Linked DNA regions of Homo sapiens: region 2 is linked to region 1. A link is an interaction called in ENCODE POLR2A ChIA-PET data of the cell type or tissue named here. Cell type or tissue: GM12878. All regions are shown on one strand. Each heading gives the region's core, and the rest is flanking DNA. Links, peaks and the distances in the headings are about the cores only. Region 1 overlaps MMP20 (matrix metallopeptidase 20). Region 2 overlaps TMEM123 (transmembrane protein 123).

What was found. ChIA-PET counts read pairs that join two places held together with the same protein. Peaks named below come from ENCODE experiments on the same cell type or tissue, not always from the same donor. Only the 100,000 strongest peaks of a DNase experiment are listed, where the experiment ranks them.
Region 2: POLR2A ChIA-PET joins it to region 1 with 5 read pairs; 4 of 35 experiments call an interaction of 5 or more read pairs at or near these places.

What each region holds. Positions count from the first base shown.
Region 1 is chr11:102,585,793-102,598,115 of GRCh38, reverse strand. MMP20 (matrix metallopeptidase 20) reads left to right here. Exons shown (of 10, transcript NM_004771.4): 7 at 3,359-3,495; 8 at 4,521-4,677. Among named protein-coding and RNA genes, the nearest start is that of MMP20, 33 kb to the left of the region's middle. In GM12878, for the core only: a CTCF peak has its summit at 4,942; no DNase peak of the experiment used is centred there.
Region 2 is chr11:102,414,214-102,426,536 of GRCh38, reverse strand. All of the region lies in intron 2 of TMEM123 (transmembrane protein 123), which reads left to right. Among named protein-coding and RNA genes, the nearest start is that of TMEM123, 32 kb to the left of the region's middle. RefSeq lists an enhancer at 5,653-5,702. In GM12878, for the core only: no CTCF peak of the experiment used is centred there; a DNase peak (open chromatin) is centred at 5,836.

The DNA of each region.
Region 1 (12,323 bases), core at 1,009-5,008:
TACTGAAATTTTTCATGACTACAGATTCTTTTTGAAATTTGTGATAATTTGGCCAGGCATGGTGTCTACGCCTGTAATCTCAGCACTTTGGGAGGTGGAGGCAGGCAGATCACCTGAGGTCGGGAGTTCGAGACCAGCCTGACCAACATGGAGAAACCCCACCTCTACTAAAAATACAAAATTAGCCGGGAGTGGTGTCACATGCCTGTAATCCCAGCTACTCGGGAGGCTGAGGCAGGAGAATTGCTTGAACCCAGGAGGCGGAAGTTGCCATGAACTTAGATCACGCCATTGCACTCCAGCCTGGGCAACAAGAGTGAAACTCCATCTCAAAAAAAAGAAAAGAAAAGAAATTTGTCATAATTTATATAAGTGATGGATAGCATTTATTTCTATCCTATGTGCACATTATATACATTACACTACATCATAGTGGTGTTTAAAGCAGGGTTTCTTAACATTGACACTACTGGTATCTTGAGCCAGATAAGTCTTAGTTGTGTTGAGCTGTCTTTTGCATTAGGATGTTTAGTGGCATCCCTGGCTGTACTCATTAGACTCCAATAGCACTGCTCATCCCCACCTGTGACAACCAAAATTGTCACCAGATATTGCCTAACGTCCCCCAGGGTGCAAAATCACACTTGATTTACAATGACTACTTCAATTTAGTCCTCACGATATCCTACATCAATATTTCCTTAGTAAGGAATTTGAGAGTCTACCACTTGTGAAAAGTTTCAAGAGTACAGTTTTCCTTTGCCTGAGCTCGTAACTACTACCCTTTACTACTTCTCATGTTGAGTCATTCAAGATATCACTGTCCCAAAACTTCAACTAAAAAGTAGGACTTAGCTTTGCCTAGAGTTGCTTGTTGATTTTTAAGTGAGAAATGCAAGAAAATGCATCTGGCTTTAGAGTGATCAAAGAGAAAGCAGCTGGAAGTCTACTACACCTCATCAGAGACATCATTCAGACAGAGCCTAGTTTTGGGAAGACATATCTGCTCCTCTACCTCCCCACTTTCCCCACATGGCCTCATCATTATAATATTCTTAAATGCACACTTTGTGTCTTAGCACAGCAACTTATAAGAGAAAACATTTCAGAGCTATGTATTGAATTGCATTAATTGGAACACACTTGCTCTTCAGGTTTCATCCCAGGTTCCCAATTAATCCAAGAAGTAGTTGCGGGATTCTGGATACCCAAAACTGTATTCATTACGAGGTGGTGGAGAGAAAAGGGAAAAGGGAAGCAGTCCCTCTGGCCTTCAGAAAAGCCCAGGTCTGATTGGACAAAGGGTCAAAGTACAAACAAAGAAAAAACCAGAGGTCACGAGACTGAGCATGAGCAAGTAGGTGAGATCGGACATGTGACTAACCTCAAGGCAGCTAGAGCCTGAGCTGGGCCGTCTCTGCCCCTCACCACCAGTGACCTTTGGGCCAGCAGCCCTTCTGGATCTCAGTTTTTCATCAGTTAAAACATACGCTTTAGATAAGGCTGTGATGTTTGGGGCTTGTGTATTGTCTATGGAGGGTGCCCAATTACCAGGTAATTAAGGCCTAAGCAAATAATACCTTTTCAAACTAACAGTATCTATCCATATGGCACCTTACAGTTTATAATACACTTTCATATTCATTATCTCATTTTATCCTTATAATGGTCTCATGATATTGGCCAGGAAATTATTTTTCCCATGTAAGCTGATTAAACTGAGGCTTGGAGAGGCTGGTCAGCAGTGGAGTTAAAACTCTAGCCCACATCTTCTCAAACACAATGTGTTTTTCCTTCTGCACCATGATGCCTCTTACGAAACATGAGGAAATATTTATCTTTTCCCAATACATTCCTTTTTTGGATTTTATCATCAGCTTAAGTTGCCTCATTAGGGATACCTTTATTAAGCCCCTAAATGCAATGGGATATACTTCTTGTGTGTTCTCAAAGTATCCTGAACTTAACTCTTCGTAGCACCAATCACTCTGATCGTTACTAATCAGTCTCTACTATTAGATTGTAAACATATTGAGGGCAGGGCCGACATCTTCTTCAGTGTTTCATCCTTGATGTCCACCACAGTGCCTGATGATAGGTGCTCCATAAATATTTGTTAGATTAACTGAATAGGAAAACTCTACATAAAATTTGGAGAATTCCTAAATTAGCCACTAGGAAAGTTCAATGTCAAAATTTTATTACAGTTTCCCAGTCCCCAAATAATCCTGTGAAGTAATTCTGGGCTCCTAAGAAGACAAGTAAATTATTCGTGTTTTATAAAAAATGATTTTCATCTTCAAACTATAAAATAGAGCACATTACATTGTCAGTTTCAATCCAGTACCCTCATGGGTATACTGCCACAATTTTATGACTATAATATTGGGTAAATGGATAGATGAATTGCTAAGCCTTAAATCAATATGTGTGTACTAGATTTTCTGTTAACTAGCCATCAGACTCAAAGATGTAAATGCTTCCAGCGCACAATTATGTAGGCAACACCATAACTTATGATTATTAATGTTTTCGCTATTTTTACAGGGTCTAATCAGCATGACTCAACCATAGACTTCTGGTTCATTTACATACTATTCACAATGTCCACCTTCTGGATCATAGTTACCTTTGTAAGATTTTAACTTTTAAAAGATCAGAAAAGGAAAGAGAAATTTGTATCAAGTGATATTTGGAATGGGGGGGTGCATAGCTTAAATGTGTAAATAATTGATACTATTACTTTGCTATATTCTTTCATTATTTTGAACATCCTTAAATAAACGAAGGAGAGGGGATCACAGAAATGCTAAGACAATGAAAAGGGAGTAGAAACTGTTTACCAAGGTCCAAAAAGTTGTGTTTTTCCTTAAAAACATGGCAAGGGTGGAATGGACATGGTCATTCATGTCTGTAATCCCAGCACTTTGGGAGGCCGAGGCAGGTGGGTCACTTGAGGTCAGGAGTTCGAGACCAGCCTGGCCAATGTGGTGAAGTGAAACCCTGTCTCTACTAAAAGTACAAAAATTAGTGAGGCATGGTGGCACACAGCTGTAGCCCCAGTTATTCGGGAAGCTGAGGCAGGAGAATTGCTTGAACTGGAGAGGTGGAGGTTGCAGTGAGCCGAGGTTGCAGTGAGCCAAGATCATGCCACTGCACTCCAGCCTGGGCCAAACAGCAAGACTCCATCTCAAAAAAAAAAAAAAAGAAAAGAGAAAAAAAACAAGGCAAGGCAAGGCAAGAGCAAAGGGCATTTAGTGAGTGGCCTCTGAGTACATTTCAGTCAAAGTGCAATTTTATATGTAAATCAATCATTGATCTTGATTTTTTTTTTTTTTTTTTTTGGAATGTCCCATAGGATTTTCTGGAGACGGCAGGTTCACTTGCGGACAGGAATTCGGCCCAGCACTATTACCAGCTCCTTCCCCCAGCTCATGTCCAATGTGGATGCAGCTTACGAAGTGGCTGAGAGGGGCACTGCTTACTTCTTCAAAGGTACCCTACAGATCCCTCAAAGAAAGAAATGGCAGGGCTGCAGTGCCCCATTCATTTGGCATATCTAGCCCTGCCAGCATTTTTCCAGTCATCATGGAGCACATTTCAGTTGCTCTTTGTCCTCAGGTTGGGTATGAAATGCCACCCTACATTTGTTATACCCGACATTGTGTAACAATGGAAATGATGGCAGTGGCCCTGAGAACCAAGCCTGTTAGGCTAGTAAGGCACTGTGTTAGGTGATAGTGCCTAGGGAGCTAGAAACATGGTCCCTGCCACACAGGACCTCTGCTCAGAGTGACAGTGTATACTCTACTGACATCCTTTAATAAATAAAAGCCAGTGTGGAACTCAGTGGGAGGTAAACAATACCCTTACTTCTATGCTGTGGTCAGAAGCAGCCAGGAGAGGAGGACGCCTTTGACTTCAGGAGGTGGACACATATACCAATCTCTGGCTCTAGCCCTTTACTATTTGAGTGACTTTGGAAAGTTATCTAATGGCTCTGAGCTCCATTTCTTCCTCTGCAAAGTGATTATAGCAATATAAACCTTGAAGGTGCGTTGTGACAATGGCGAGCCAATGGAAGTTATCCAGTAGGTGATAACTATCAGTTTTAGCTTATATGTTCTTGATACTGAGGGATAAGGTTAGAAAGCAAGTGCCAATTTAAGTAAAAATCATGACATTTGCATGTCACTTGCCCATTCTCTCTCGTAGATCTATGAAGGTGAAATGAGATTATAAATGAAGGATATCTTGAAAGACATAGTATGTTAAATGTAAAACACAATTTTATCAATGTTATTGCTTTCTTAAGGCATAACTAGGGACTTTTGCCTCCAGGGAAGTTTGAAGTCTTTTACTGAACTGAATAGTTAGAAGCTTATATCTCTTGTTGGGTTATAGCCATGGCAAGTATCCCATAAACTAACCCCATTTAAGAGCCTTCATAGAAATCTTTATGAGAGAAGTGCATCACCAAGTGGTGCAGAGTTTTCGTAAACTTTAATTTCTGTTTTCAGGTCCCCACTACTGGATAACAAGAGGATTCCAAATGCAAGGTCCTCCTCGGACTATTTATGACTTTGGATTTCCAAGGCACGTGCAGCAAATAGATGCTGCTGTCTACCTCAGGGAGCCACAGAAGACCCTTTTCTTTGTGGGAGATGAATACTACAGGTATGGCTTTTTTCCTTTTTACTATCTATCTTTATTTAATGAGAATGATTTTAAAAAGATAAAAACCCTTCCACGAAAGAATGCAAAGCAAGTTTGCGATAGGCCCGTTGACTCTTCTCGGCCACTGGGGTGCGATTTACAGATGGTTGACTGTCTTCAAGATATGGAACCATCAAAATGATGAGTGAAACCTTCATTCAATAATCCCATTGTTTGGTCTGTAGGACTTGACACATCCTGATCTTTCAATGCACTCATTAACCGGACACCTAGTGGCCTAAAAGCGTAGATGCAGCATCACCAAATCCCTAACTACCCACTGAGAATGCCTGACTTTGCTGTTATGTGACCATCAAATGCATCCCACAATACTCCATGATTTGGGGCAAAATGGAGATGGTCCTGACCATGGGTCTCTTTGAAGGATAGTTCTGCTGGAAGGAAAAGGCCTTATTGCTTAGTCCTTTTATCCAGCCTAGAATATGAAAATCCTTCTTATCCAAAGGAAAACATATAATTTCAATTCCTGTCCTCAGGGGCTTCGTATGAGCAAGTCTGAATCAGATGTCATCTGTCATCCAATCACTGCACATAGGGTCACACCTTATCTTAGCTACTGAGTTTCTATCCTTAGTTGACTCATGTTGAGGAATGAGAGGAGCTCCTTCAAAGATCACCTCTGCCTCTGCACAGCTTTCCTCTGTTCCCAGTTTTCTCTTTTTTGCCTGTTTATCTAAACATCCGAAGAGAAAAGCAAAAGCAGATTCTAAGCAGGTGACAATGCTAGACACCTTAGGCTCATGAAAGGGTCTTGAAGAAAACAGGAGAGCACCCAACTTTGTTCCAAGAGCTTTCATTTTATTTTCTATCACGTATTTTAAATAATCATTTTTGTGGTATAAAAGAAATTTCAAAACAAATATTTGTCATCTTATTCTATCTGATTCATATTTTCTTCCCCAATTTGGAGTTGAGAAAATAATATAAGTGAGGCACATAAATATATTTCATAAGAAAGCAAATTTCTTTTATAAAGAAGGAATTGCAAACAAATATGGACTCTGCTGACTCTTCTGGGCCACTGAGAGCCCTGGAAGCATTGCTCAGTGTCATGCGGTGTCATGAGCTGTCACTTCCAGACCAGTGTTTAAGCCACTAGGCCAGCTATTTTTCTCTCAGACCTTCCTTTTTAAAACATGATGACAGGAATTCACTTATTAAGGCCCTAATATCTGCAAGACAGAGTATGATTCTCTAAAGTCTTTCTTTAAGATAAGGTGGCTGTAGTCACACAGCAGATATACAGGAAGATAGGTATTGAGAAATCCAATTCCCCTGGTGAATTTTCAGAGAATAAAATCAAGAGATGCATGTGTAAGCACGTCTGTTGGAGTATGAGGGCGTTTATGTTAGGATTATTCAGTTAATGTTTTAAAGGGTATTCACAGTGTGATTCTCAATGGGGGAATTATCCACTCTCCCATTGTCTCTCTTGCCCATTTATCACCTGATCTTTGGTCTAATCTACCACCCACCAGCACCTGCAGTAAAGCATATACCTTCAGCCAGGCTGGATTGAAACTTAACAGCTAAGTTAAGAGATGTGGGCAGAGGTTCAAAATTCTCTGTAAGTTTTAGGATGGGGAGGTCAAGGCTCTCTGATTTTAGTGATGCTCTTTGCCCCCAGAGAAAATCGTACTGTACCTTTCCAACTGGGCCTCTGTGAGTGTCTACTAAGGAGAAGTCTTTTGTAATCTAGATAAATAGATTCACCGAAAAGTTGGTCTAGGGCATTAACTAAAATGTTAACAAGCTCATTTTTCTGGTTAAGGAAGGAAACCATCGTAGGCACTTCTAACCTTCTCAGGTTACAGAGGGTATTAAGTGATGTAATGCATGCAGACACAGATACCTAGCAAGGTCTGCATAGAGCAGGTGCTCAAAAAGAGTTATTCTTCAGCAACAGAACTTATATGGTAACTAACAAATAATTTCTTAACAAGTTGTGATGCATAACAAATTGCTTAAACCTCAATATTTCTCTGAGCGGCGATTCAGTCAAAAATCTGGTCAAAGGGAATTTCCTTTTTAAATACTGAAGGCCCCTAACATTGGACTGAAATTGCTGCTTTTGGCAAAACATAGACAATCCCTTCAGCAATGGCAGTCTTCTACTTTACGCACTCCAACACATACACTGGTGTATGCAACAAGGAGTAAGACAACCCTCACCTATAGCTCAAAAGTTTAGAGAAACCTATTGTACTGGCCCTATTCATAAACACCCCTGAATTCTGCACAGTGTGCTTTACAGGGCCTCATATGTGTGACATCTTATTGTCATATGAAGCCTTCTATTGGTTTGAAATTTAATTTAGCCACTAGTATCAGAGACCCCAAAATAATTGTGGCTTAAACACATGAGGGTTTGTTTTTCTCATATGTGTAAAAAGTCTGACAGTTTAGAGCCAGTATGGCAGGCTGGTGATCAACAGGGACCCAAGTTCCCTTAAACATTTTGCTCTGCTATTCTTAACACATACTTGCATTCTCGTGGTTGCCTCATGACTCGAGGTGGCCAGGGGAGCTTTAGTCATTATGTCCCTACTGTAGAAGGATGGAACTGAGAAGAAAGGACAAAGGAGATAAATGAAGTTTTGTAGGTAAGCACATGGCCATACTCAAAAATATGGAAGGTCCCAAGCCTCAAGTTATGGAATAAGAATTTCACTACATTGACATCCACTGAAAGTGTGTTAGGTTTTATTTGTCTTAGACATTTCTCAAGTTCTTCCTTGCTCCTCATGCTAGTTCAGTCTGTGACGTAAGTAATGTGCCAAGGGAAGAAAAGTCTCTGGAAATTCTGCAAGAACTCCCAGAGTTTGGACCCAGTTTTAGTGAATGAAATGCCATGAGGAAATGACCGAGGAACTTCCTCCACAGAGGATTGAAGGTTGGCTTGGGGCCAGGTTGGATTAGGCTCTAAAAGGGAGGACCCATGTCTCTGTGTGGTAGTTACTTATAGGGGAGCAGCGCACAGAGGACCACAATGTCAAATCCAAATAGGAGGCTCTACTATGTTGATGCCGTTACATGCTACATCAGCAAATGACATATTGGTTAAACTTTGCCAACTAGAACCACTTCCCCTTACTTTTATTCCTTCCTATTCTCTTTCTAGCAGGCCCTAATGGTTCCATCAGTTTTTCATTTTTTACATTATTTCCACTACCTATGGCTGATTTCTCCTTTTACATATTCTTCCTTGCCTACCAGTAGCAGAGCAGTGGCTACATCAAGGGATTTCTGGCAGCAGGGGGTGTCACCACCTCCATAATTCTTCAAGATAGTCAATGATTTCTGAATTTTATGCAAAGTGACTTGCAAATCTGCAGATCCTACCCCTTTTCAATCATATTGCCCCTCTACCCTGAATCACTCTTTCTGTACAGTCAGACTCGGGGCATCATTGCTGCAAAGTAGAATACGTCTTCCACATTCTCTTCTTCCTGAATGCCTCAGAAATACTAGAAATAGATGTTTTTATTTGAGGATTTTATAGTCACCATAAATAAATAAATAATAAGTAATAAAAATAAGATGAAATAGGGTTCAAAAATCTTGTTTTTTCATGTTTTAAATTTTAAAAAACTTATGACTAAACTACCACATTCAACCTACATTTATTAGACATATTATGTGTCAGCCTGTGTACTAGTGACATTCAAGAGAAGGTGTAGAGTTTGCTGGTTAAGAATGGGCAGAAGTAAAAAGTCCTAGTGTTAATCTTAACTCTACCAACAATTATCTGACAATTTGGATCACCTTTCTGTCTGTTTCATCATCTGCAAAATGGGGGTAGAAATAGTATACACTTCCTAGAATTATGGCATTGAAAGGGAAAAATGTGAAATGCCTGTCACATAATAAGCATTCAGCTCATGTTGGGTGTTATTAATGCCCTCAACAGATCTTACAGTTGAGGGTAAATATATAGATAAATAACTAACAGAAATCCAAGTGCCAAAAGTGCTCTGATACAAGACTTCATGAAGATCAGTGGGTCAAAACAAAGAGGAAATGGCCAACTTAGCAAAATTATCAGGAAATAATTCTTAGAGGAAGTGATGGCTGAGCTCCACTTTGAGAGTTGTGTAGGAGTTTCCCAGACAGAGGGTGAGGTGCGGGTGGGTGGCTTCCAGGCAGAGAAAGCAGTTGAAGCAAATTTACTGATGCACAAAATAGCATGTGAGCATGGGGAAAACCTCAAACAGTTCAGTATGACTAGAATATAGACTAAAATCAGAACGATGGCCCAAGGAAACCAGGTTACAGATCATGTAGTGTCAATGCCTTTCTAGGGAGATCAGTGTTTATTCTGCAGAGAAGAGGGACATGTTAAATACCTTCCATAAGGGAGAAACTCAATAAGATTAATGTTATAAAAATAACACTCCCCTAGCAATGTGACTGAATTAGAGGGAAACGAGACTTGAAGCCAGATAAACTAGTTAGGCCAAAAGGCAGTGGAAAGCATACTCAAAGTTCTCAAAGAAAAGACTCAACCAAGAATCTTATATCCACTAGAGTTATCTTTCAAAAATGAAGGAGAAATAAAGACATTCCCAGAGAAACAAAAACTGAGAGAATTTGTTACTTGCAGATTGCCTGACCAGAGATACTAAAGAAAGTTCTTTAGGCTGAAAGCAAGTGAGCTTAGATAGCAATTCAAGCCCCCACAAAAATCCAGAGAGCATCAGTAGTAAGTGTAATTATGTAAAAGACAGTATAAATGCATATTTCTTCTTCTTTATTCTCTTAATTTAAAAATGGAAAATCAATTATATTAAACAATGTGCATATAATTGTATAATTGTATTGTTAAGGCTATGACATGTAGAAATATACTTGTCAATAATAATATGAAGGAAGTAGGTGGGAGCAAAACTGTATTTGGCTAAAGAAAAGACACTAGATGGTAACTAAAATTCACAGGAACAAAAGAACAGAACCAGAAATGGCAACTAAGAAACTTAATATAACAAAAGCTGCAAATATATACATCTTCTCTTTTCTCTTCTCAGCTTCTTTAGAAGACATTAAATTATATAAAATAATAATTATAACAATTAATTTGGGGCTTCAGATGTAGATAGATACAATAGGTATAACAATAATAACACAGAAGGAAGGGGAGAGAAATAGAGTTATATAGGAGTAATGTTTCTATATCTCACTGGAATTAATTTAGTATAAGTCTTAAGCAGATTTTTATAAGTTAAGATGTATATGGCAAGCCCTACATCAACCACTAAGGAAATCACTTAGGAAAATACAGTTAAACAATTATAAAAGAAATTAAAATGTTACATTAGAAAATTTTTACTAATGCAAAAGAAAACAGTGAGGATGAATAGAGGAACCAAAAAGACATGAGTTATACAGAAAACAAAAAGTAAAATGGCAAGCATAAATTCAACTTTATCAATAACATTAAATGTGAATAGATTAAACCGTCTAATCAAATGGCAAAGACTGCCAGATTGGATTGTAAAAAACAAGACCCACCTATATGCTGTCTACAGCAGATACATTTTAGGTTCAAAGATACAAATAGATTGAAAGTAAAAGAATGGAAAAAATATATCATGCAAATAGCAACCATAAGAAAGCTTGAATGGCTATACTATTATCAGGCAAAACAGACTTTGAAATAAAAAATGCTACTAGCAATAAAGAAGGACATTTTATAATGACAAAAAGTCAATATACCATGAAGATGTAATTATAAACATATGTGAATCTAACACAGGGCCCCAAAAATGTATGAAGCAGTAATTGACAGAAATGAAGGGATAAGTCAATAATGAAACAATAATAGTTAAAGATTTCAATACCCCACTTTCAGTAATGGATAGAACAACCAGAGAGATCAACAAAGAATAAAAGACTTGAACAATACTGTAAACCAACTAGACCTAACATATATCTATAGAATGCTATACCCAAAAAGAGCAGAATACACATTCTTTTCAAGTGAACATGGAACATTCCCCAGAATAGACTATATGTTAGGCCACCACACAAGTCTCAACAAATTTAAAACAACTTAAGTCGTACAAGTATCTCTTCTGATCACAATAGAATAAAGCCAGAAATCAATACCAGAAAGACAACTAGAAAACTTACAAATATGTGGAAATTAAACAACATACTATTAAACAACCAATGGGTCAAAGAAGAAATCACAAGGGAAATTAGAAAGTACTTAGAAATAAATGAAAATTAAAATACAACATACCAGAACTTATGAGATGCAGTGAAAGCAGCACTCAGAGAAAAAAATTATAGCTATAAAAGCCTATATTTAAAAAGGAGAAAAATCTCAAATCAATAACTTCACCTTCCACTTTGAGATAATGGAAAATCAAGAACATATTAAACCTAAAGCAAGAAGAAAGAAGGAAATATAAACATTATAATGGAAATAAATAAAATAGATGATAAATAAACAATTTGAGAAAACCAACAAAACTGAAGGTTGGTTCTTTGAGAAAATAAACAAAGGTGACAAACTTTCTACTAGATTGATCAAATAAAAAAGAAACAATTTTTTTTTTTTGAGGCGGAGTCTTGCTCTGTCCCCCAGGCTGGAGTACAGTGGCATGATCTCGGCTCACTGCAAGCTCCGCCTCCCGGGTTCACACCATTCTCCTGCCTCAGCCTCCTGAGTAGCTGAGACTACAGGCACCCGCCACCATGCCCAGCTAATTTTTTTTTGTATTTTTTAGTAGAGATGGGGTTTCACCGTGTTAGCCAGGATGGTCTCGATCTCCTGACCTCGTGATCCGCCCACCTCAGCCTCACAAAATGCTGGGATTACAGGTGTGAGCCACTGTGCCCAGCCAAAAGAAAAAATTTAAATTACTAAAATCAGAAATAAAAGAGGAGACATTGCTACTCACCTTACAGAAATAAAAAAGGTCATAAAGGAATACTATGAACAATTGTATACCAATAAATTAGATAAATGAAATGGACAAATTCATAAGAAGACACAATCTAGTAAAACCGAGTCAAGAAGAAATACACAGTCTGAATATGCCTACAATAAGAAAAGATATTAAAGCAGTAATCAAAAACTATCCACAAAGAAAAGCCCAGGCCCAGAAGGGTTCACTGGTAAATTCTACCAATACATTGAAAGAAGAATTAATGTCAATTTTTTTACAAACTCCTCCAAACCTTAGAAAAGAACAGAATTAATACCAGTTTTTCACAGACTTTTCCAAAACATAGAAGAGTGGAAAACACTACCTAACTCACTGAAGTCAGCATTATCCTTATACCAAAACCACACAGAAACATGACAAAAAAATAAAGCTTCAGACCAGTATCTATTGTGAATATGGCTACAAAGATCCTCCAAAAACACCAACAACCTAAATCCAGCAACGTATGAAAAGAATTATACACCAAGACCAAGTAGGATTTGTCCCAGGAATTCATCCAAAAATCAATTAATGTAATGTCCCATATCAATAGAATAAAAACAAAAATCATATGATCATCTCAGTAGATACAGTAAAAGCATTTGGCAAAATTCAACATTATTTCATGATAAAAAAACATTCAGCAACCTAGGA
Region 2 (12,323 bases), core at 4,222-8,221, 170 kb after region 1:
GCTCAAAGCAGTTCTCCTTGAGGACCCACATCTACTCCAGGCTGGGAGACAGAGCGAGACACCATCACTTAAAAAAAAAAAAAAAGATAATAAATATAGAGGGAAATGAATTGTGATGCGGGCGTAAAAGTGCTGTCTGCATCGGCTCCCTTCTATTACTGCTTCCTAAAGTTGTTGTGAGGATTAAATGAGTTAATGTAGGTAAGCATTCAGAACAGTGCCTGGCACATAAGTGCTATGGATGTGTTAACTGTTATTATTGTTAAGAACGATCTAAACACAGTGGTCAGGAATGGCAAAGTCAAGAGTTCTGATAGGATACTATGGTTATTTAGACTCAAAAGCAAAGCTGCCAAAATCCAGCTGACCTTCCTTTTGATATTTAGAGGAAATTCTGTTACCTAAGACTGATATTTCATTATAGCCACTCAACAAATGTTCATTTGTACATTCTATGTGTTGGGCACTGTGCCAGGTACTGGGGGAGCTACAGAGACATGACATAAATATCACCATGAGGTGCTTAAAATTTAATTGGAAAGTTAATAAGAACAAAAATAACTATAGTAAAAGGCCAGTATGCTAAGTACAATAATAAAGGTGCAGATAATGTAAGTGAGCACTCAGAAGAGGGAGAGCTTACTTTCAGTTAGGAAAATCTCGAGGGCCGGGCACAATGGCTCATGCCTGTAATTCCAGCTCTTTGGGAGGCAGATTGCTTGACTCCAGGAGTTAAGACCAGCCTGCACAACATGGGGAAACCTGTCTCCACAAAAAATACAAAAATTAGCTAGGTGTGGTGGCACATGCCTGTAGCCTCAGCTTCTCGGGTGGGTGAAGTGGGAGGATCAACTGAGCCTGGGAGGTTGAGGCTACAGTGAGCTGCAACCATGCCACTGCACTTCTAGCCTGGGCAACAGAGTGAGACCTTGCCTCAAAAAAAAAAAAAAAAAGAAAAAAGAAAAAAAAAAAAACAATCCTGGAGGAAACAGTGCTTGACCTAGGTCTGAGTGGATGTGGCATTGATAGATGGACAAACGAAAAACAGACAATGCTTTTTATCAGTATCATTGGAGGACACAACATGAACAGTGGTGAGGGGGAAGGAAATGGGTCTATGCTCAAAAGAAGGTCCAAGCCAACCATCTTTATTATTTGCACATAACCTGTTATAAAATGATACTGCTCGTGTTCATAACAGTGGACCGTAACCATCTGTTGAGCATGATGCTGTTGCCAAGCGTTGTTGTTCAAGGTGTTTCATCCTTGTTCTTACATTCCATACAATAACCATATGAGTTAAGTGTTATTTTAGCTATTTTAGAGATGAAAAAAGAGCTACACAGAAGATGACTGTGCCACAATTTCAGCACAGAACTGGTTGGCGTAAAAGCCTCTGTTTCTTTCTGATATTCCTGGGTGCTGCTTGGAGATCACAAGTATTTGATTGACAGATATTAGACACATATGCTATCATCTTGAGAATAGAAATGGATACAAATTAGGATATTCTTCATTCTTGCTTCTGTATTTTCAACAAACAGGTTTTCTGCCTCTAGTGTTTCCTGGAAACACCAAATAAAAACATATTTTTGTCTTTGACCAAGAGTGTGCTTCTGAAAAACTTGCTCAGTGAGCATGCAATCAGTACAGCATTGGGTGTTCTGGAGGGAACATTCATTCTGGCTGTAGTGGCTTGAGGACCCATATCTACAAGCTTTGACCCGCTCCCTTTTCTGTGCCAGGTAAATAGTCTTATCTATATAAATCAAATTTGAACTCTTAGAATGAAACTCAGGGTCTTCTGTGCCCTGACTCCCCTCGCTTACTGAGTTTCTTTTTTTTTTTGAGACAAGGTCTTGCTCTGTCACCCAGGCTGGAGTGCAGTGGTGCAGTCTTTGCTCATTGCAGACTCCGCCTCCTGGGTTCAAGCGATTCTCCCACCTCAGCATCCCAATTAGCTGGGACTACAGGTGTGCGCCACCACGCCTGGCTAATTTTTTGTATTTTTTAGTAGATGTGGGGTTTTGCCATGTTGGCCAGGCTGGTCTTGAACCTCCTGGCCTCAAGTGATCCACCTGCCTTAGCCTCCCAAAGTGTTGGGATTATAGGCGTGAGCCACTGTGCCTGGCCCTGAGTTTATTTTCAAATCTGTAAAATGGCAGTAAGTGTACTTCTATAAAGTATATGGAATACTTGATAAAGTATTCACTGCTTTATAAATACATGATAAAGTATTCACTGCTTTATAAATACTGTTTTTATAATCATAGTCTTGTGAGACAGTTACATGCTCAGAGGTTTCTTTATAAATACGTAGGGGTCTTTGTTCCTACACTTGAGTGGCTTCAGATGGCTTATATTAGCTTTTGTCTCCTTTTTGGTGACAGACTCAACTGTTGTGTCTTTGTATTGGCATTATGCCTCCCTCTAATAGCCCACTCCTCCCTCAATTTGCTGCTTTTAATCAGCAGTCAACTAGGAAACCACATAATAGAACTTGTTAGCAGTGTGTCTAAAATTAAAGTCATTTTGTTCTTTTCTTTTACAGGAGATGATTTTTTTAAAAAAATCTGAATTTGTTTAAAACTTTTATATATTTTTTAAAATCTTGATAGCCTTTTAAAAATTGTAGGAGTTAATAATGCACGCACTTAATATTTTAAGTAATGCAAAAGTGTATAAAAAAATAAGTATGCGTTCCTCCCTCCCTTTGTCTTCCCAATACCTCCCTAGAAATAATCACTGTTAGCTGGTGTGACTGTACAAAAAAGGCATACACATAATATTGTACAACTTGCTTTTTTGACTGAACTATGAATTACTGATTTTTTGTGTTAATACATTTTTGGTTATCTATTGATACATAGCAGAACCCCAGAACTAAGTGGTTTAAAACTACGCTTATTATCTCATGGTTCCTATGTGTCAGGAGTTTAGAAGTAGCTTAGCTGGGGTCAGATCTGAGGTTGCAGTCATGAAGGCTTAACTGGGGATAGAGAATTTTCTTCCAGTGTGGCTTGCTCACATGGCTGGCTATTGGCAGACAGCCTCAGTTCTCTATATGAGGTTCCCCATAGGGCTGCCTGAGTATCTTCACAGCATCATGCCAGGCTTCCCTAAAAGGGAGTGGACTTTAAAGGGAGCTGGGAGGGAGCTATCCTTATTATGACCTAGCCTCAGAAGTCGTATAGCATCATTTCATTCTGCCCTGTTCTCAGAAGAGAGTCTGGTTAGGTCCACCCACAAGAGAAGTGGAATGAGGCTTCACTTTTTGAAGGGGGGCTTATCAAAGAATTTATGGGCATATTTTAAAACCACCACAGTATGTATAGCTGTATCTCATTCATTTGCATGTTTGCACTGTGTTACATAGTAGGGATATACCGTAATTTTTCCTTAGCCATGCCCCCATTTGTGGTTATTTTTACTCTTCTAAACAGTGCTGCAGTGAACATAAATACACACCTTTAGCAGCTTGAGCTAGGATTTAGCTAGATTCTTAGAAGTGGGATTGTCGAGTCAGTAGGTGTTGGGTTCTGAGGGCCTGAGAGGTAGCTCTCCTGTAACTAAAAAACCTCAATGTGTACTAACATGTTTTATCTTTCAGCTCTGTTCTGGGTAGATTGTTCAGAAAGGTATTGGAGTTAATCATTGCATGATGCCAGACTCATGGAAACATAAAACATCTTAAAACATAGCTCTTAGGATAAAAATTTTAAATACTGTGAGAAATGAATGAAATAGAGCTAAAGATGTCAACATGAGTGAAATTCATAAACATAATATTGAGTGCAAAAAGCAAATACATTTTGCATGATGCTATTTATATAAAATTTTAATGTATGAAAAGCACGGTATTATGTTGCTTAGAAATAGATTGGTGTGAAGTAAAAATAAAGAGAAATGTGTGAGAATGATAAACCCAGAATTCAAGATAGTGGTTATTCTGAAAGGGATGCAGTTGAGGAGGGGCACACTTTTTGGGGATTTCCTAATTGGCAGAATGATGAGAACACAGATGTTTGTGTTATTCTCTTCACTTTTTTTTTCCTTTTATTTGGAGATGGAGTGTTGCTCTGTCAACCAGGCTGGAGTGCAGTGACACAATCTCGGCTCACTGCAACCTCCCCCTGCCAGGTTCAAGCGATTCTCCTGCCTCAGCCTCCCGAGTAACTGGGATTACAGGCGTGTGCCACCACACCTGGCTAATTTTGTATTCTTTAGTAGAGACAAGGTTTCGTCATGTTGGCCAGGCTGATCTCAAACTCCTGACCTCAAGTGATCCACCTGCCTTGGCCTCCCACTGTGTTGGGGTTACAGGCATGAGCCACCACACTCGGCCATTCTTTCCACCTTTACCATCAACATTAGTGATGAAGTGTGTACACTGTATTGATTGATGATGATTCTAGTGCAGTGAAGATAGTGGTAAAATTAATGCCTAATCAATATGTACAGTTAATATCAAATACGCCAGACTCTAGAATTCAGGTAGATTTTTGTTAAGAAACACTAAACTAATGACAAGAGCACCAGGCTCAGAGCAGCTCAAAGACCTAAGTTAAAGTGTCTTCACTGCCACCTCCAACAGCACTTCAGGGCATTTATTTAACCTTCTGGGTCAGTTTTCTCATCTGCAAATTGGGAGGAGCAAACCCATCTCCCATTGATGTTCTACAGATCATGCGAAATTTTTTAAAAATTAAAAATATGAAAAGCATCTAGCATGGTGACTGCACACAGCATATGTTCAATATTTGCTTCCTCCTTCCCCAGATTACTGCCATCTTCAGTTTGGTACCATTACTAACATTAAACAATATGTGTTTTTAGTAACTGGCGAAGTTTCCATTTTTCCTTTGTCTTGCAAGAAAACATGTTCAGTATTAAATATTAAATTTTCTAGTGCCTTTACACAATGAATTAAAATTATTTACTAGTATACTAAACTGTACAGTTGTCATCTCTAGGGATTTCTTTTGTGCTGACATTCGAGCAGACAGTTTTTTTTTTTGCTGACTGAATATCTCTTTGTTGTGGTGCTTTGAGCTTGTTAATGACCAAATTCTTATGTGGCAGCTGCACATTACACATGCTTATTCCCCGTGTTTAGACCATAAATCTTCTGTAACTGAGTGACAGCACCACCTGCACAGCCTTTCAGGGTTGCAAATACAGCTCTAATAATGTTATTTCAAAATATTCCAGATGTGTTTTTTCACACATTTTAGTCCCGCTGTGACAATAAAATGATATTTTAGAGTATGAGAAGTTGTTGTTGTTATTATTTCATGTGGATTTTATAATGGAGACAGACTGATAGTATGTCTTGTATGCAGGTTTATAGAACATGGCATATCAAGAGTATTTGGTACATACCCAGTGGAGGTTTATAAAATACTTGGAGTAATTCTGAGCTTGTTTATGTTGTTATTTTTCTGCCTAAAGTCTGTTTATCCCCTAGTTTTTTTGTTGTTGTTTTCTTTCGAGATGGAGTCTTGCTCTGTCACCCAGGCCGGAGTGCAGTGGCACCATCTTGACTCACTGCAACCTCCGCCTCCTGAGTTCAAGCAATTCTTGTGCCTCAACCTCCAGAGTAGCTGGGATCACAGGCATGCACCACCCCACCTGGGTAATTTTTGTATTTTTGCAGAGACAGGGTTTCACCATGTTGGCCAGGCTGGTTTTGAACTCCTGACCTCAAGTGACCCACCCGCCTTGGCCTCCCAAAGTGAGCCACCAGGCCCGGTGGCCCCCTAGTTTTATCATTCTTAGTCAGCAATGTGTTAAAGGTTAACAGTGGAACATTGACACATTCACTCATCTGTCCTAACCAAAGCTTCTTGACTTTGTGATACTGCTCCTTGTGACTGGCAGCCTAATAGTGATGAAGTGCAGGGACTCCTTAGCCAACCTGAGGAAGTCTAAATCTTGGCTCCTCCCCTTACTAGTTTGTGACCCTAGGCAAGTTACTCAACCTCTTTGTGCCTTAGTTTCATCTGTAAAATGGGGATGACAATAACATCTGCCTCCTAGGGTTATGAAAATTACAAATGTTTATAAAATACTTAGAACAGCGTTCGGTGCAGAATGAGCACTGTTGAAGTATTCTTTGAATACTGCTGGGACAGACAGATACCTATAGAGCACACAGGGCTCAGCTTTTGTGAGCTCATTCCAGGTCAGATCTATGCCTAGACAGTAAAAGACATTTGCTGTTCTCTTAGTCACGTTAGTAATACAAACTGATAAGAATAGTGAGGAATATAAAACATTAACAATGATGCTTTCCCTTTGGCCAAACCTAACCAGAAGCCTTGGGGGGCAAGGGAGCCTGTCAGTGCAGTCTGTAAGTGTCACCTCTCAGGGCAGAGAGCAGGCTGGATGAGGATGGGGAAGGGATCTGGAGATGCAAATAGTTTCTAAGACAGAGTGTCTTAACTCCTATATAATTCATGTTTGTGCATATTTTTATATAAAAACCATTCTTCCCCATTGCCTTCCAGTATACTTTCTAAGTTTCTACAGAACGAAATTTGGCCTCAGCATGTAACTGGAAGGGAATATAAAAGTTCTGAGTTGCTTACAGTGTATTTCCTGGATTAATATTTCAAGGCTTAAAACAAGGGAGAAGCAGTTCATTTTCTGCCTAATCCATAAAAGCCATTCCAAGCATGGGAGAAATGTTGAAGAGCTGATGGATAGAATTGATAATGCTGCCTTGCAGCTAGAAATGCAGGCAGAACTACCCACCCCATCTTAATACCTCTAATCCACACTAATAATTTGTGTTCCTAAATAGAAAAATTGAATTCTCCTTTTAGATTAAATAAATCTGTTCCTTATTCAGCCATCTCATTATTCTTCTAATAGAGACCTATTGAGCTCACTTTACTATTTATGTCTTCAAGGGTATAATGCTAGTGTGGAATATACTGACTTTTAAAAGTAGTTTAAAAAATGCTTTTAAAAAGCCATTGTCTAACAGACTGGACACGCAGTTGCCCTGGGGAGTTTAGGTAGCTGAGAGCTGATGAAGGAGGAGACTTTCTAGTTCTCTTGGTGATTTCTTGCTAGAGTACCATTTAAAACTCCTTCTGGAGGTTTGTGAAGGAACCTTTCTTGCCTCACACCATTGGATTAATTTCATGTCCAGGCAGGTATACAAGGTACATGATTAACCCTGGTTTGACAATTGATGTTGATAGCTAAAAGTACTTATTCAGGATATGAGGAAACATGAATAAGGATTGAAATTAAATATGGATGAATGAATGAATGAACGTTTTTAGTACAACGTGTACCTTAATTTTTAGAATAGTAAACATGAAAAGCCATAAACTTGAATGCATGCACTTTTTGTTTTTCTTTTATTTTAGGCTCGAGGGTACATGTGCAGATTTGTTACATGGGTAAATCATGTGTGACGGGTTTGGTGTACAGATTATTTCATCACGCAGGTAATGAGCGTAGTACTCAATAGGTAGTTTTTCCATCCTCATCCTCCTCCCTGGTCCTACCCTCAGGCAGGTGTTGGTGTGTTATTCTTCCCTTCTTAGTGTCCATTGTGTACTCATTGTTTAGCTCTCACTTATAATTGAGAACATGCAGTATTTGATTTTCTGTTTCTGTGTTAATTTGCTTAGGATAATGCCTTCCAGCTGCATCCGTGTTGCTGCAAAGGATGTGATTTCATTCCTTTTTATGGCTGTGTAGTATTCCATGGTGTATATTATTAATACCACATTTTCTTTATCCAGTCCGCCACTGTTGGGTATCTAGGTTGATTCCATGTCTTTGCTATTGTGAATAGTGCTGCAGTTAACGTATGTGTGCATGTGTCTTTATAATGATTTATATTTTGGGTATATACCCAGTAATGGGATTGCTAGGTCAAATGGTAGTTCTATTGTAAGTTCTTTGTGAAATCTTCAAACTGCTTTCCACAGTGGCTGAACTAATTTACATTCCCACCAGCGGTGTATAAGCATTCCTTTTTCTCCATGGCCTTGCCAGTATCTGTTATTTTTTTATTTTTTACCATTCTGACTGGTGTGAGATGCTTTCTCACTGTGGTTTGATTTGCATTTCTCTAATAATTATGTTGAGCATTTTTTTAATATGCTTGTTGGCTGCATGTGTATGTTTTCTTTTGGGAAGTGTCTGTTCATATCCTTTCAATAAGGGTTGTTTTTTGCCTGTTCATTTAAGTTTCTTATAGATTCTAGATATTAGACCTTTGTCAGATGCATAATTTGCAAATATTTTCTCCCATTCTATAGGTTTTCTGTTTACTTTGTTGATAGTTTCTTTTGCAGTACAGAAGCTCTTTAATTAGGTTGCACTTTTCAACTTTAGCTTTTGTTGCAGTTGCCTTTGGTGTCTCTGTCATGAAAGCTTTGACAGGGCTAATGGCCAGAATGGTGTTTCCTAGGTTTTCTTCTAGGGTTTTATTTTTTTTTTCTGCTTCCCTCCCTTCCTGTCTTCTAGGGTTTTTATAGTTTTAGGTTTTACATTTAAGTCTTTTTAATTCATCTTGAGTTGATTTTCATATATGGTGAAAGGAAGGGGTCCAGTTTCAATCTCCTGCTTATGGCTAGCCAGTTATCCCAGTACCATTTATTGAATAGGGAGTCCCTTCCCCATTGCACTTTTTTTTTTTAAACTTTATCAAAGATCAGATGGCTGTAGTTGTGAGGCTTTATTTCTGGGTTATCTAACCTGTTCCATTGTTCCGTGTATCAGTTTCTGTACCGATACCATGCTGTTTTGGTTACTGTAGTCTTGTAGTATAGTTTAAAGTCAGGTAGCATGATGACTCTAGCTTTGTTCTTTTTGCTTAGGATTGCTTTGGCTAGTTGGGCTCTCTTTTGGATCCATATGAATTTTAGAAGAGCTTTTTTCCACTTACGGTGGTTTGATATCAATAGCACTGAATCTGTAAATTGCTTTGGGCAGTATGGCCATCTTAATAATATTGATTCTTTCTCTCCATGAGCAAGGAATGGTTTTCTATTTGTGTTATATCTGATTTCTTTGAGCAGTGTTTCATAATTCTCGTTGTAGAGATCTTTCACCTCCCTGGTTAACTGTATTCCTAGGTATTTGTATGTTTGTGGTGGGGGAAGGGAGTGCTGCTGTGAATGGGATTGCATTCTTGATTTGGCTCTCAGCTTGGGCATTATTGGTGTATAGAAATGTTACTGATTTCTGTACATTGATTTTGCATCCCGAAACTTTGCTGAAATTGTTAATCAGATCTAGGAGCCCTTGGGCAGAGACTGGGGTTTTCTAGTTAGAGAATCATCATCTGCAAAGAGAGAGTTTGACTTTCTCTTGGTTACCTGTTATGACTTTTTCTTGGTTTCCTGTTATTTCTTTCTCTTGTCTGACTGCCTAGGACTTCCAGTACTGTCTTGAATAGGAGTGGTGAGAGTGGGCATTTTTGTCTTGTTCTGGTTCTCAAAGGGAGTGCTTCCAGCTTTTGGCCACTCAGTATGATGTTAGCCGTAGGTTTGTCATAGATGGATCTTATTATTTTGAGGTATGTTTCTTTAATACCTAGATTGTTGAGGGTTTTTAACATAAAGGGATTTTGAATTTTATTAAAAGCCTTTTCTTTGTTTACTGAGATGATCGTGGTTTTTTTAGTTCACATTATGTGATAAATCACGTTTATTGATTTGCCTATGTTTAACCAACCTTGCATCCCAAGAATAAAGCCTACTTGATCATGGTGGATTAGCTTTTTGATGTGCTGGTGGATCAGTTTGCTAGTATTTTCTTGAGGATTTTTGTATCTATGTTTATCAGGGATATTGGCCTGAAGTTTTCTTTTTTTGTTGTGTCTTTGCCAGGTTTTGGTATCAGAATGTTGCTAGCCTTATAGAATGAGCTAGGGTAGAATCTCTTCTTAATTTTTTGGAATAATTTTATATTTTATTAATATATGTCTGGTAGAACTTGACTGTGAATCGGTCTGGTCCAAGGCTTTTCCTGATTGGTAGATTTTTTTTTATTACTGATTTTATGTCAGAACTCATTATTGATCTGTTCAGGGTTTCAGTTTCTTCTTGGTTCAGTCTTGGGAGGTTGTGTGTTTCTGAGAATTTATCCATTTCTTCTTCCAGGCTTTCCAGTTTGTATACGTAGTGGTGTTCATAATAGTCTCTGAGGGTTTTTTGTATTTCTGTAGGGTTGGTGGTAATGTTTCCTTTATCATTTCTGATTGTGTTTATTTGGCTCTTCTCTCTTTTTTCTTTATTAGTCTAGCTGGAGTCTGTCAATCTTATTTATTCTTTCAAATAACCAACTTTTGGGCTGGGCATGGTGCCTCACACCTTGTAATCCCAACACTTTGGGAGGCCAGGGTGAGTGGATCACCTGAGGTCGGGAGTTTGACACCAGCCTGGCCAACATGGTAAAACTCTGTCTCTACTAAAAATACAAAAATTAGCTGGGTGTGGTGGCACATACCTGTAGTCCCAGGTACTTGGGAGGCCGAGGCAGGAGAATCACTGGAACCCAGAAGGTGGAAGTTGCAGTGAGCTGAGACTGCACCATTGCACTCCAGCCTGGGCAACAGAGCAAGACTCCATCTCAAAAATAATGATGATAATAATAATAATAATAATAACAACCACCAACTTTTGGTTTCATTGATCTTTTGTATGTTTTTTCACATCTCAATTTCATTGAGTTCAGCTCTGATTTTGGTTATTTCTTTTCTTCTGCTAGGACTGGGGTTGGTTTACTTTTGTTTTTCTAGTTCCCCTAGGTGTAAAGTTAGGTTGTTAATTTGAGGTCTTTCTAACATTTTCATGTGGGCATTTAGAGCTGTAAACTTTCCTCTTAACACTGCTTTAGCCATGTCTCACAGATTCTGATATGTTGTGGCTTTGTTTTCATTAGTTTCAAAGAATTTTTTTATTTCTGCCTTAATTTCATTGTTTACCCCAAAGTTAGTAATGAGCAGATTGTTTAATTTCCTTTAAGAGATCTTCCTGGTACTGATTTAAATTTTTATGCTGTGGTCTGAGGGTGTGGTTGGTATGATTTTGAGAATCGTAATTTGTTGAGAATTGCTTTATGGCTGAGCATTTGGTATGTGTCATGTGCAGTTTTAGAGTATGTGCCTTGTGCAGATGAGGAGAATGTATATTCTGTTGTTGGGTGGAGTGCTCTGTAGATATCTGTTAGATCCATTTGGTCAAGTGTTGAGTTCAGGTCCCAAATATCTTTGTTAGTTTTCTGCTTCAGTGATCTGTCTAATACTGTCAGTGGGGTTTTGAAGTCCGCCACTATTGTGTGGTTATCTTAAGAGTCTATAGGTCTCTGAGAACTTGTTTTATGAATCTGGGTTCTCCAGTGTTGAGTGTATATTTATATGGGATAGTTAAGTTGTCTTGTTGAGGTAACCCTGTATCATTATGTAATGCCCTTCTTGGTCCTTTTTGATTGTTATTGGTTTAAAGTTTGTCTGAAATAAGAATAGCAACCTCTGTTGTTTTTTGATTTACATTTGCTTGATTTTTCTTTATCCCTTTATTTTGAGCCCGTGGGTGTCATTGCAGGTGAGACTGGTCTCTTGAAGCTAGCTTACGATTAGGTTTTGCTTCTTTATCCAATTTGCCATTCTGTACCTTTTAAGTGGAGCATCTAGTTGGTTTACATTCAAGGTTAACATTGATATGTGTGGATGTGATCCTGTTACTGTGTTGTTAACTGGTTTCTATGTAAACTTGGTTGTGTAGTTGCTTTGTAGTGTCATTGGTCTGTGTACATAAGTGTGTTCTTGTGGTGGCTTGTAATAGCCCTTTATTTCCATGTTTATCCCTCTCTTAAGGACCTCTTCTAAGGCAAGTCTGGTGGTAATGGATTCCCTTAGTGCTTGCTTGTCTGAAATGAATTTTATTTTTCCTTTGCTCATGAAGTTTAGCTTAGCTAGATACGACATTCTTGGTTGAAATTTCTCTTCTTTAAGGGTGCCGAATATAGGCCCCCAATCTCTTCTGGCTTAGAGGGTTTCTGCAGAAAGGTCTGCTGTTAGCCTGATGGGGTTCCCTCTGTAAGTTACCTGCCCCTTCTCTCTGTCTTTAGTATTTTTCCTTTTGTGTTGGCCTTGGAGAATCTGATGACTATATGTCTTGGGGATGGTTGTCTTGTATGGTATCTTGCAGGAGTTTTCTGAGTTTCCTGAATTTGAAAGTTGACCTCTTTAGTGAGTTTGGGGAAATTTTCATGGACAGTATCCTCAAATATGTTTTCCAGATTGCTTGTTTTCTCTCCCTCTCTTTCAGGGATGCCAGTGAGTTGTAGGT